Regions from separate parts of the Homo sapiens genome. Here region 2 is linked to region 1. Evidence: chromatin loops called from intact Hi-C (ENCODE). Cell type or tissue: Caco-2. All regions are shown on one strand. Links, peaks and the distances in the headings refer to the core of each region. The heading gives the core; the rest is flanking DNA. Region 1 overlaps PARD3B (par-3 family cell polarity regulator beta). Region 2 overlaps PARD3B (par-3 family cell polarity regulator beta).

What was found. A loop is a pair of places that touch in the nucleus more often than their neighbours do. Peaks named below come from ENCODE experiments on the same cell type or tissue, not always from the same donor. Only the 100,000 strongest peaks of a DNase experiment are listed, where the experiment ranks them.
Region 2: it touches region 1 in a loop (5-fold over the local background); 1 of 110 quality-filtered maps calls a loop at or near these places.

Annotation. Positions count from the first base shown.
Region 1 is chr2:205,356,409-205,361,796 of GRCh38, forward strand. The region is part of intron 18 of PARD3B (par-3 family cell polarity regulator beta); the gene reads left to right. Among named protein-coding and RNA genes, the nearest start is that of NRP2, 320 kb to the right of the region's middle. In Caco-2, for the core only: no CTCF peak of the experiment used is centred there; no DNase peak of the experiment used is centred there.
Region 2 is chr2:205,271,518-205,276,905 of GRCh38, forward strand. The region is part of intron 16 of PARD3B (par-3 family cell polarity regulator beta); the gene reads left to right. Among named protein-coding and RNA genes, the nearest start is that of NRP2, 410 kb to the right of the region's middle. RefSeq lists an enhancer at 4,441-5,047. In Caco-2, for the core only: no CTCF peak of the experiment used is centred there; a DNase peak (open chromatin) is centred at 2,335.

The DNA.
Region 1 (5,388 bases), core at 265-5,264:
AGGAATGATCATAGGTCACAGTTATCTCAAACTCTTGAGCTCAGGCAATCCTCCACCTCAGCCTCCCCTGTAAACCCTAAAAGTGTTGGGATTTTAGGTGTGAGCCACTGCACCTGGCTGAGATTATTTTTTAAATTGATTTAGATAGTATCCTTCATTGAGAAGCTCTGCTGAGCGTACATATAAAAGAATATCATTCTGGCCAGCCGTGATGGCTAACGCCTATAAACCCAGCACTTTGGGAGGCCGAGATGGGCAGATTACTTGAGGCCAGGAGTTCAACACCAGCCTGGCCAATATGGTGAAACCCCGTCTCTACTAAAAATACAAAAATTAGTCGGGTGTGGTAGCAGGCACCTGTAATCCCAGCTACTTGGGAGGCTAAGGCAGGAGAACCGCTTAAACCCAGGAAGCAGGGGTTGCAGTGAGCTGAGATTGCGCCATTATACTCCAGCCTGGGCATCACAGCAAGACTCTGTCTCAAAAAAAAAAAAAAAATAGAAGACAAAAAGAACATCATTCCAGTAACAACAAACACAAGGAAACTTTTGGGGAAAAAGTTTTTCTTCCCCTAGATTCAAACTATTATCTATTGTTTCTCATTTGCATAATAATTGTATGACTGCTTTCCACCTCTGCTCCACTGTGGTGTTTTCTGTTCTAGCTTCTTATAATACTGAATTTGGACCAGCATATGTTTATCTGTTCACTCATTCATTAATAAAACAAAGTATTGACTACCTGCTATTAATAAATATTAAGCACAGTGTGTTGTGGGAGGAGAGAAGGACATTTTTTCCTACTTAATCATAATTAGCCTTAAATAGTTCCCTAGGAGTTTCGGGTGTGTATGTTCACACTCCTTTGGTGATGCTGAAGCATTTTGAGGACATGACTAGGTCTTACACACTTCGGATTGGGTGTTGCACACAGAATAAAGTCCATGAAACTTCCTGAGTTGAATTATATTTGGAAGACAAAAATAATTTCTGTCTGGCTTAGAAACATTAAGAACCCAAAGTCTATGCGTTAGGGAAGAGAAACAGTCGACATGGGTGCAGAAGTGTTTGTAATTAAGTGGGTGAACTTGCTTAGATGAATGAAACCAGATTATTTGAGCAGGGCCAATGATGCCAGAGAAAAAGAAAAATACCAATGGAGAGTAAAATAAGTACACAAAATGAAAGATTCTGAAGTTTTGGAACGAAAGTTTTAGCTCAGGAAATGGAAGAATACTTGAGAGTTTCATGAGAAAAAAAATAAGTGATAGTGATAGATTGTAATTATGCAGACTTCTCTGAAGTCAAACAGAGAAGGGAGAGTATGAGATCTGTAGTGGTTATTAGAAGAATGATTAAGAGAAAGACTATGGCTTAATGTTTCTCTTTTGCCAAAGATGTTAGAAAGTACTCAATAACATTAAAGCAGAAGAAACAGCAATAAAATAAGAAGGCATAGATACAGTGATGTCATTGAAAAAGCACACAGTCATTGAATCTTTGGCTTTGGAGGGATCTCCATAACCATTTGTCAACATCCCCACGCCTGGCTGAACCACAGAATCACCTGGTGAACTGTTGAAAGAGATTCTGACATTCCTCACCTCATATGGTGAATCTTTCAAAGATGAGAAGGACGTAAATTTCACATAAGCTGTTCTTAGCCCTTTTTGGTCCCTTAAAATTACCCCATTCTTAATTTTTGTCTCCTGAGTTTCCATAAATTATCTATGTATTCATCCAGCAACTTGAAATTCACTATTTTGCTGTTTTCAGAACTGTATACGTGCTTTCTTGTCCAATCACCGCTACTCTTTTAAAAATTGAGACCTTAGCCTGGATCTTCTGCATCTCTTATGTCTTCTAGGATTACTCAAAGATCCCCACAGAAGTTCTGCAGTCACATCTGTGAGTTCCTTCAGTGAACTCTGATAAGATTCATTTGGGCCTAGAGACACAAACTCATAAAGCGGCTAGATGCTCCCTTTTAGTTTTATCACCTCTCTCAGGCTTCGGTTGCTTCTTAATCTGTTGTTTTGTGGCTTAGTGTGAAGATCATTCTCATTGATAGGGAAGATGGCAGCAAACAGAATGCTTGAGTTTTTGTTCTCTCTTACTGTCATCTGCTAATACTATAATATCTGCCCCAAGGGGCGTGTGAATCATTCTTTTCCTTCACTCTAAACATACGCTAACAATTCCTTTTATTGTCCTCTGCATTTTTCTCAAGCTTGAGCTTATTCTCAGATTTAACCCTTCCTGACACTATTCTTACCCAGTTCTCTCTTGCATTCGTTTTAGACGGTGTGCTTTCCCACCCCCGTCTTTTGAATAATTCCTGTTTCATCAGCCACATGCCATTCTTTACATTCCTACCACCTCGGTGGCATTTTAACTCATCTGTATAGTTTTTAGCATTTATCATTATCAAAATTTTATTGTTGAATGCCTTGCTTCCCCCTTAAGACATCTTTCTTGTCTTAGACCCTGGTCATGGGGCCGTATCATTCTTTCCTCTGAACTTGTAGAAATTTGTGCCCTTCCATTTTTGAGAAGTGTTGTCTGTGGCGCAGCTTGCTTTAAATTCGCAAACATTTCTGGATCCTCCCTAGACCTGTGAAATCAGAATTTTTGAAGGTAGCTCTTGAAAATGTGATAATTAGTAAATCTATAATGTTTGGGAATTATGCTGCCCAGCAATTTCATTCCCTGACTCTTACAAACACCAAGCAATTCTCTCAAGGTTTCCATCGCTTTAACTTTGCTTTATTGGTCCAGAGTAATAGCTCCTCTCATTAGTCTCTTCAACTTTCGAAAGATTAAATTGTCAGCAAGTTAATAATTCATCTGTTCTGCTTTTAGGACAGTACAACTTTGGAAAATCACTTGAATTTCTCTAGATACTACTATATCTTGTCTCCACAATAATAACATGAAATATATAAGGGAAATCTTATGCATGTACTCTGGCTGGCTAGGTTGCCAGTAATCTGTTTCCATTAGAGTCATACCATAAGCTTTCCTTTTTGTTTCCTCTTTTATTTTGGACTGAGTGCAAAGAGTTGGGTGAACAGTAATCCTCAGTTCATGGCTCTATCGTCATTTGTCTATACAAAACTCTTTCCCTGTTTGATTTTCCCCTTTAATCCTTAATCTATACTCCTTTTACCCTCTGCATGTAGTGACTTAAGTGTTTGGGATATATCCACAAATAATTAGAGTTGTTTTGTGTAGATATATGTAATTCACAGAAATGGTATTGTGCTCAAAATATCATTGTTTTCTTTTTTCCACTCAGCATTGTTTTTAATATCTCTTTCACACAATTTTGTATCCTTTAATCATATTATATAGTATGTATATGGACATCTGCTTAGCTTCTAAGCACCCTTTACCGCACAATGACACTAAGAAACATCCTCATACGTGCCCTGTAATGGAACTGAGGAAATTTCTCTGGCTTGGAATCATGGGAGCCATAGAATAAATGCATTCTGTCCTTACTACTGCCAGAAAAGAATAATAGCTAAAATAGGATAAATGCATTTTTTAAATTTTCTTTAATCTTTCCCGCTTGCATTTCAAATTCATAGTATTGATATCTATTTCTATCACCAATGCACAAGCATTCTCATTTCCCAAGGTCTCCATCAATACTTGGTATTGTCTACATTTCTGATTTTTGTCATTTGAATGCATATCAAGTTGTATTTCATTGTGTTTTTACATGAATTTCTCTCATTGCTAATGAGTTTGGACATCGTTTTATATGGTTGTTAATTCTTATAGCATCTCATTCTGTAAATTCTTTATTGACATCATTTGTCATTTTTGTTGGATTTCTTGTTTTTTCTTTTGTTTTTTTCCTTTTCATTATCAAGTTGCAGTCTTAATCAGATTTTTCAGTGGTGTACCTCATAAAGCAGAGATCTTTCATTTTATAGTAATCAAGTACATCATATTATTTTCATTAGAGGTGGTTATACTTTGGGCTTTTAGGATCTTAAGAAATCTTTTTCCGCCTCTATGTCACAAAAAATACTTTCCTACATTTCCTTCTACTGAGCTGATAGACTTACCTTTCACATTTTGGTCTTTAATCCACTCACATCCCACTCTGGTTTATTGTGTAATAGAAGGGTATAGAAAGCCAGCTTTATTTTTTCTTAATACAGTGAGGAAATTTTTCCAACACCAATCACAAAACATATTCATTCCCCTGAGGAGTGCAGTGCCCTGGGGTTGGGGCATACCGTGTCATGGCCAGGTGCATGGGCTCTGGGGCTGAACTGCCCAGGTCTGAATCCCAGGTCTGTGACACACTAGCTTTGTGGCAGCTGCTAACTACTGCTTAGCAGTGCTCCAAGTCTCAGTGGGCTGTTTGGAGGAGGAAATGAGATGTCCCAGACACACGGAAAGCACTGTTTTTGTTATTTATCAAGTTCTTCTGCATATATGAATCTATTGCAGTTCTTCTTTTCTCCACTCAGTCTCATTGGTGTCTTTATTTTTTTTTCTTGTGTCAGTATCCATGATAGTTCTCCCTTTCTAATATGTCTAATATGCCTTCCTCATTCCTTTCCCTCCCTTCTTCACTGCCCCAACCCAGGATCACATGCTCCGTTTTGCAGATTGACAAAGTTGACTTTGTCCATGTTTGTTGAGTTGAACGTAATTTGGAGGAATGGTATAAGGATAAGAAAAAAAAACTTGGAGGAGACTAATGCGTAAAGCAAATGGGCGTGCAACTTATTAATTTACAGTGAGACAGATAACTGCCAAACAGACTCAGGTACTTGGTTTTTGTATCTGCACATTCATCTCTGCAGGACAGTATATTTGGAAAGCCATTTATTTTAGGGTCAGGAGCTCATGGAATCGGAGAAGATGGTAGATGGAAAATCTAATGTCATTATGCCATACCTCTGGAATCACCCCATAGTAGACATAAATTTACCTTCCAAACAAGGCAAAAGCTGTACTGTCACCCAGATCTCCCTACTCTTCTGGACAGTGCTGAGTACACACTGACGAATTCTTCTTGCCTAATCCTCTCTCTAACCCCACCCTTTTATAGCTCTGAGCAGAATACCTCATTTCTAACACATTCTCTATTCAGATTTGTCAACACCATTGCCTAAGCCTAAACCATCTTCCTACATTCTAGCCACACCTTGATTCAATTTCTAGACCCAGGGTTTTATCCTGCCCCTTAAGGTAACGTCTTTAGGTAACTAATCTCATTCAGTGTCAGTAGGTTTTACTCACTTAACTAAGAGGACAACAATTTTTCCGAGTTTAGGAAGCAATTTCCATTTTGCTTTTCTCCGTGCATACCACTTGGCCACATAGGATCAGTTTTACACTTTTATCTGGCTACGTTTTACTC
Region 2 (5,388 bases), core at 329-5,328, 85 kb before region 1:
AATTTCTGATCTACATGAGATAACTATTACTCTAAATTGACATAATTTCAGCCCAAAGCAGAAATATTTGCTCTTTTGGAAAGTATGTGAGCTTAGTAAGATGTAGTTGTGAATCTTCATTTTGATACTTAGCAATAACTTTTCAGATCTTCATTATTATTGCCTAGTATTTCCTTCAGGGGCCCCCAAATGTGGATTGGGAATCCAGGTTGGAAACCACTATCCTCAACTTTCCACTGATGCTCCCATATTGCTTTTAAAAGAAAACATATCAGACTTAAAAGTTATTTAAATCTTAAATTAGCTACATCTTAACAGCATAATTAGCCTTTTATACCAAGATTAGTGAAAGATGCTCGGCTGGGTGCGGTGGCTCCTGCCTATAATCCCGGTACTTTGGGAGGCCGAGGCGGGTGGATCACTTGAGGTCAGGAATTTGAGACCAGCCTGGCCAACATGGGGAAACCCCGTCTCTACTAAAAATACAAAAATTAGCCAGGCATGGTAGTGCACACCTGTAGTCCCAGCAACTCAGGAGGCTGAGGCAGGAGAATCGTTTGAACCCGGGAGGCAGAGTTTCCAGTGAGCTGAGATCACACCACTGCACTCCAGCCTGGGCAACAGAGTGAGACTCTGTCTCAAAAAAAAAAAAAAAGAAGATGCTTTATTTTTGTCTTGTTTTCTGAATGGGTGATAACAAGATTGATACCAATAAAATTTTGCTTAATTTGATTTTTCAAGGTAAATATGGCAATATATATTTTACCACTTTGTTATTTATTTTCTTAGTTCTATTTCAGATCACCTGTCCCCTCGTTTCTATAATTATTTTCCCCACAATTATATTTGTATCTGATAGACCGTATTTGCCATAAATAAGAAGCACTAATAGCTGGTGTTAAAATAGGTAAACTTTAGTATATTTTATATAAGGACCATTGAATACTTATGATTACTTGTTTTAACAATTAGGATGTGTTTGACTGCAAATAACAGATAATTGATAACAGTGGCTTAACTAAAAAAAGGGTTTCTTCTTGTCTGGCATCAAGGACAGAGGAGGCAGGCAGGCTAGGGTTGGTACAGTTGTTCAAATAAGTCATCAAATACCAGACTTCTGGCCTCCTGCGTCTCCATCCATACCGTGTAGCTTCCAACCTCATGTTTGTGGGATGGCTGCTGCCCCTCCATGTGCCAGGCAGGAAGAAGGAGGACAGGTGAAGGACAAAAGACATAATTCTGTCCCTTTTATTTGGAAAATAATAGCTGTCCAAAAACTTAACCTCAGATGCTTCATCCGTGTCTTATTATTCAAAACCATTACATGAAAACAAAAAACCGCATGAATATCTGGAGAGATGAATATTTTTAACTAGTCAGGTTGCTACTCCAAAGTCAGGATTTTGTTAAAAAGAAGCTGAAAAACTATTTGGCATAAACAATAAGTAGTTATACATGAGACAGATAAGTTAGCCAAATCAAAATCATCCTCTTTATATCAGTTTTTCCCCTAAATTTAACTTAAAATACCTGAAGTAATTGGAAATAAAGTAGTTTTCCAATGTAGACATTGAAAATTATCTGTAAACTAGTTCAGTGTTCTCTGAACAGCAACTAACACATACATTGCAGAAATTTCATGAATATTAGATTGTGTTGATTGCTTCAATGTTTGTTCTTAATCTAAATTTTCACTTTAACAGTTGCAGCTAACTATTCATATATACAATCAACTCTCAGTTACCAAAGGGTGAATGCCCTGAATTCCCACTATTGTTGGAAAACCTGGCTATCCATTTCTTCTTTGCATTGTCACCCAGTGGAAAGAGTTCGCTCCTTTGTTATACTTACTGTGAATTCCACTCCTTCACCTAACAAAACAATGCCAGAGCAGAAGCACGTGTGAGTTTTTTCTTTATAGTCAGATCAGCTGCTGTGGAGGGCCTTTCCCTCTAATGACCAGCTCTTCCTTCAGCAAAAGTATAAAGCATGCAGGCAGCTATCTAAAGGAGCAACTACTTTGGAGCCAGACTTCTCAATCTTGACCATGAATCCAGGTGAGAAATACTGAGTAAAAATACAAAATGGATTTGCGTAAGAGTTCACTAACTCCTCCTAGATCAGGTCTTCACTTTCTTCTTTGAGATGTCATGAGTTTACAGTATGGAAGACACTCTATTTGTTTATTTCATCAGTCATGTGTTCACTTGGCCAACACCTGTTAAATGCCTACCTTGTGCTGTGTATCATGCTGACTCACAATGTATACAGTCGCACCGTATTCTGCGGCCAAATGGATTAATATTTGTAAACATAGTTAGAAGTTTTACTTTTGTAAGTTATCTATGATCTTGAACTTTTGTTACAAGTCCACCAGGTTGTACAGCTCTGTGGTGGGGGTGAGGGTCATTTATAAAGGCTGCATGTGAATCATATCAGCAGTCCCCCAGGGGTTGCAGAGCACACACCACCATGAGTGTGTGTAATTACTCTGGTTACTTCATTGCACATTTGAGGATTGGCTCCTGTTTTGTGTTATCCATATTATTAGCTCAGCTCATCTAGATCTGGACAAATATAGTTTTTTTAAAAAAAGTCTATTTTATTTTCCCTCATATGTATATATATCTTTATCTTAGATAAATTACTATTGCCTATAATTTTCATATATATTATAACCTCTGAAGAGAATTTAGTACCTATATTCTTTCTACTCTTTATTTCTTTGTGTGAATAGGCAACATGTTTACCTCCCTTCACTATAGCATATTGGTATTAGGATATACTATATACTTGAAACTTAGAAAATTTGCAAGAATAATCAGCTGATTTCATTCCTGATGTATAAAGGAAAATATTCCATTCCTTAAGTGCTTTTAGTAACTTATATTGCAGTGACTTTAATATTACTGAGGAAGAAACCTGTAGTAATCTTATTCACCTCATTGGTAAGTTCTTGCAATATTTATTATTAAACATTAATTATTAAATATGAATAGTATTAAATGTGTGGTACATTGCTTTTTTTAATAACCCCTTTCCTGATATCCCTTAATTTACATGGTATACTTTTACATTGATTTTTTTATAAATCATTTCTACTTACTTTCTATCTGAATATTATCTATCTGAATATTAATATCAATTATCTACCTGAATATTTCTATCTGAATATTAATTCTTCAGTTAGCACCAAATGCAGAATTTATTATGCAACTTTTAAGCCCTCTACAGAAATCATTATATTATTTTATAAAGAATCCATAACATTTTCTCTTCTTGGCTTTTCAGCAAGTTGTCTATAGTATGTATATCATAATATTACCTTGTGTTTTAAACCACTCAGAAAACTGGTAAAAAGCAGAATTGTCATTTTACTAAATATTCTTTCTTCAGCCAATTCCCATGTTTATCATTTCCTTAATTTTTATTGTCCTGTGTTGTAAAGTGGTCTGTGGCTTCAAAGGGCTTTTATTTGCTTTACTTGCTTCTAGGTTTCTAACTGCTTGTGTGCCTTTTGAATACATGTTTAAACATAAGAGAAAAAATGTGAGTAAGGCTCGCTTCTGATTTCAGACTGCTTGAGAGGGAAGTGACTGAAGGGGTAATATATAATCACAAATCAAACCCAAGGCCACTGTTAGGCTTCTTTCGGTGCCCTGTTGAACGGGAAAAATTAAAAAAAAAAAAAGTCTCTCGAGTTTCACAGATTAGCAAAAACTTCCTTGTATTTACCATGCACTGAAAATACAATTAACAGTTTGTATGAGAAGACGAAAGATAATGAAAAGAGAAATTAGTCTCTGAAAAGCACATTCTTATGAGGTCATGAATTACAAGTTCATGTGTCTTATGGCAAAATATTTATCTAAGAGATTCGGCTATAAAAATCAGGAGTCACCACCCTCTTTAGATTACCCAAAAGAGTTGATAATGACTTCATAATAGCATAAAAAATCTGGGGTCTTTATTGTTTTTAATTCTGATTTCTATATTTTATCTATTGAAAATCAAGAGCTGTGGATAAAAAGTTCATTTAGGGCAGGGTGTGGTGGCTCACACCTGTAATCCCATTTGAGAGATCAAGGCAGGTGGATCAGCTGACGTCAGAAGTTCGAGACCAGCCTTACCAACATGGTGAAACCCTGTCTCTACTAACAATACAAAAAATTAGCCGGGCATGGTGGCAGGCACCTGTAATCCCAGCTACTCGGGAGGCTGAGGCAAGAGAATCGCTTGAACCTGGGAGGCGGAGGTTGCAGTGAGCCGAGATTGCACCATTGCACCCCAGCCTGAGCAACAAGAGTGAAACTTTGTCTCAAAAAAAAAAAAAAAAAAAAAAAAAGGTTCAATTAGATGTCCTAATGAGAGAAAAGAAATTTAGCAGGGATCTTTTCATATCAATATCAACAGTTGTTCAAATGCTAATACAGGTTTCTCTTAATGGTTATGAGAATGGTGTTTGCATTAATGGAAAGCAGACACAGTAATCTCAGGTGTGTTCATATTATCATTATTTAGTCTGAGAAATCTATTAAGAGTTAGTCTTAATACAAGTAACTGAAGTTGTTGCCTTCATTAAGGATTTCTGTTCCTGAAATTTGTAATGTACACAGTGAATTAAATATGGCATACATTAGCCGCTGATACAGGAAGACATATTTGAAAGAAACAGGGGAAGTAGAAATGTGGATGGGAAGAGCATTTAGCAGTCTCATCCCTCTGCCATTCCTTCCTTTTGTAGTGAGCCAGCAGGGCGCCTGGTGCTGACAGCCTTGGCAAACAACCTAGAGAGAAAATATGTCTTCTGAAAAGATCACGAAATCTCAAAGACCTCCAGTTCCTTGGTATTTATACAGCATTTGTGGTATTTTCCTCCTTTCTTTTCTTATTTATCCTTAACAGAAGAAACAACAAGTAAATCTGGTGAAAAGCTTCACCAAGAAAATGCTTTCTGAAAGAATTTAAAAGAAGACAAAGGAGTTGCAGGGAGAAGCAGGTTGGCAATGAGGAGCTAGGCGGGGCCTTCGGGAGCGGGAGCAGCACCCACCATCTCACAAATGGCCCTTCTCGGCAACGTTGGGGGATATTTATTCCGGGGAAGTCAGAGAAGCTCCAAAGTGGCTTGCAGCGCTTTATCAGCCGACATTTACACAGAAACTCCTGCCTCTGAGCTTCCTGTGAAATCTATAGGAGGAGAAGCCCAAGGGACTCTGGCTGTTAGAAAATTTGTCATCCTGCTAGAGAGACCTATAGATTGGTGGTTAACCACATGGATATTGCTGTCAGACCTGGGTTTGAGTCCTGGCCCCATAGCTGGCTCTCTGTGTGACCCTTAGTCATGCTGAGCCTCAGCTTATTTAGCTTTAAATGATGGGTAATAATAAT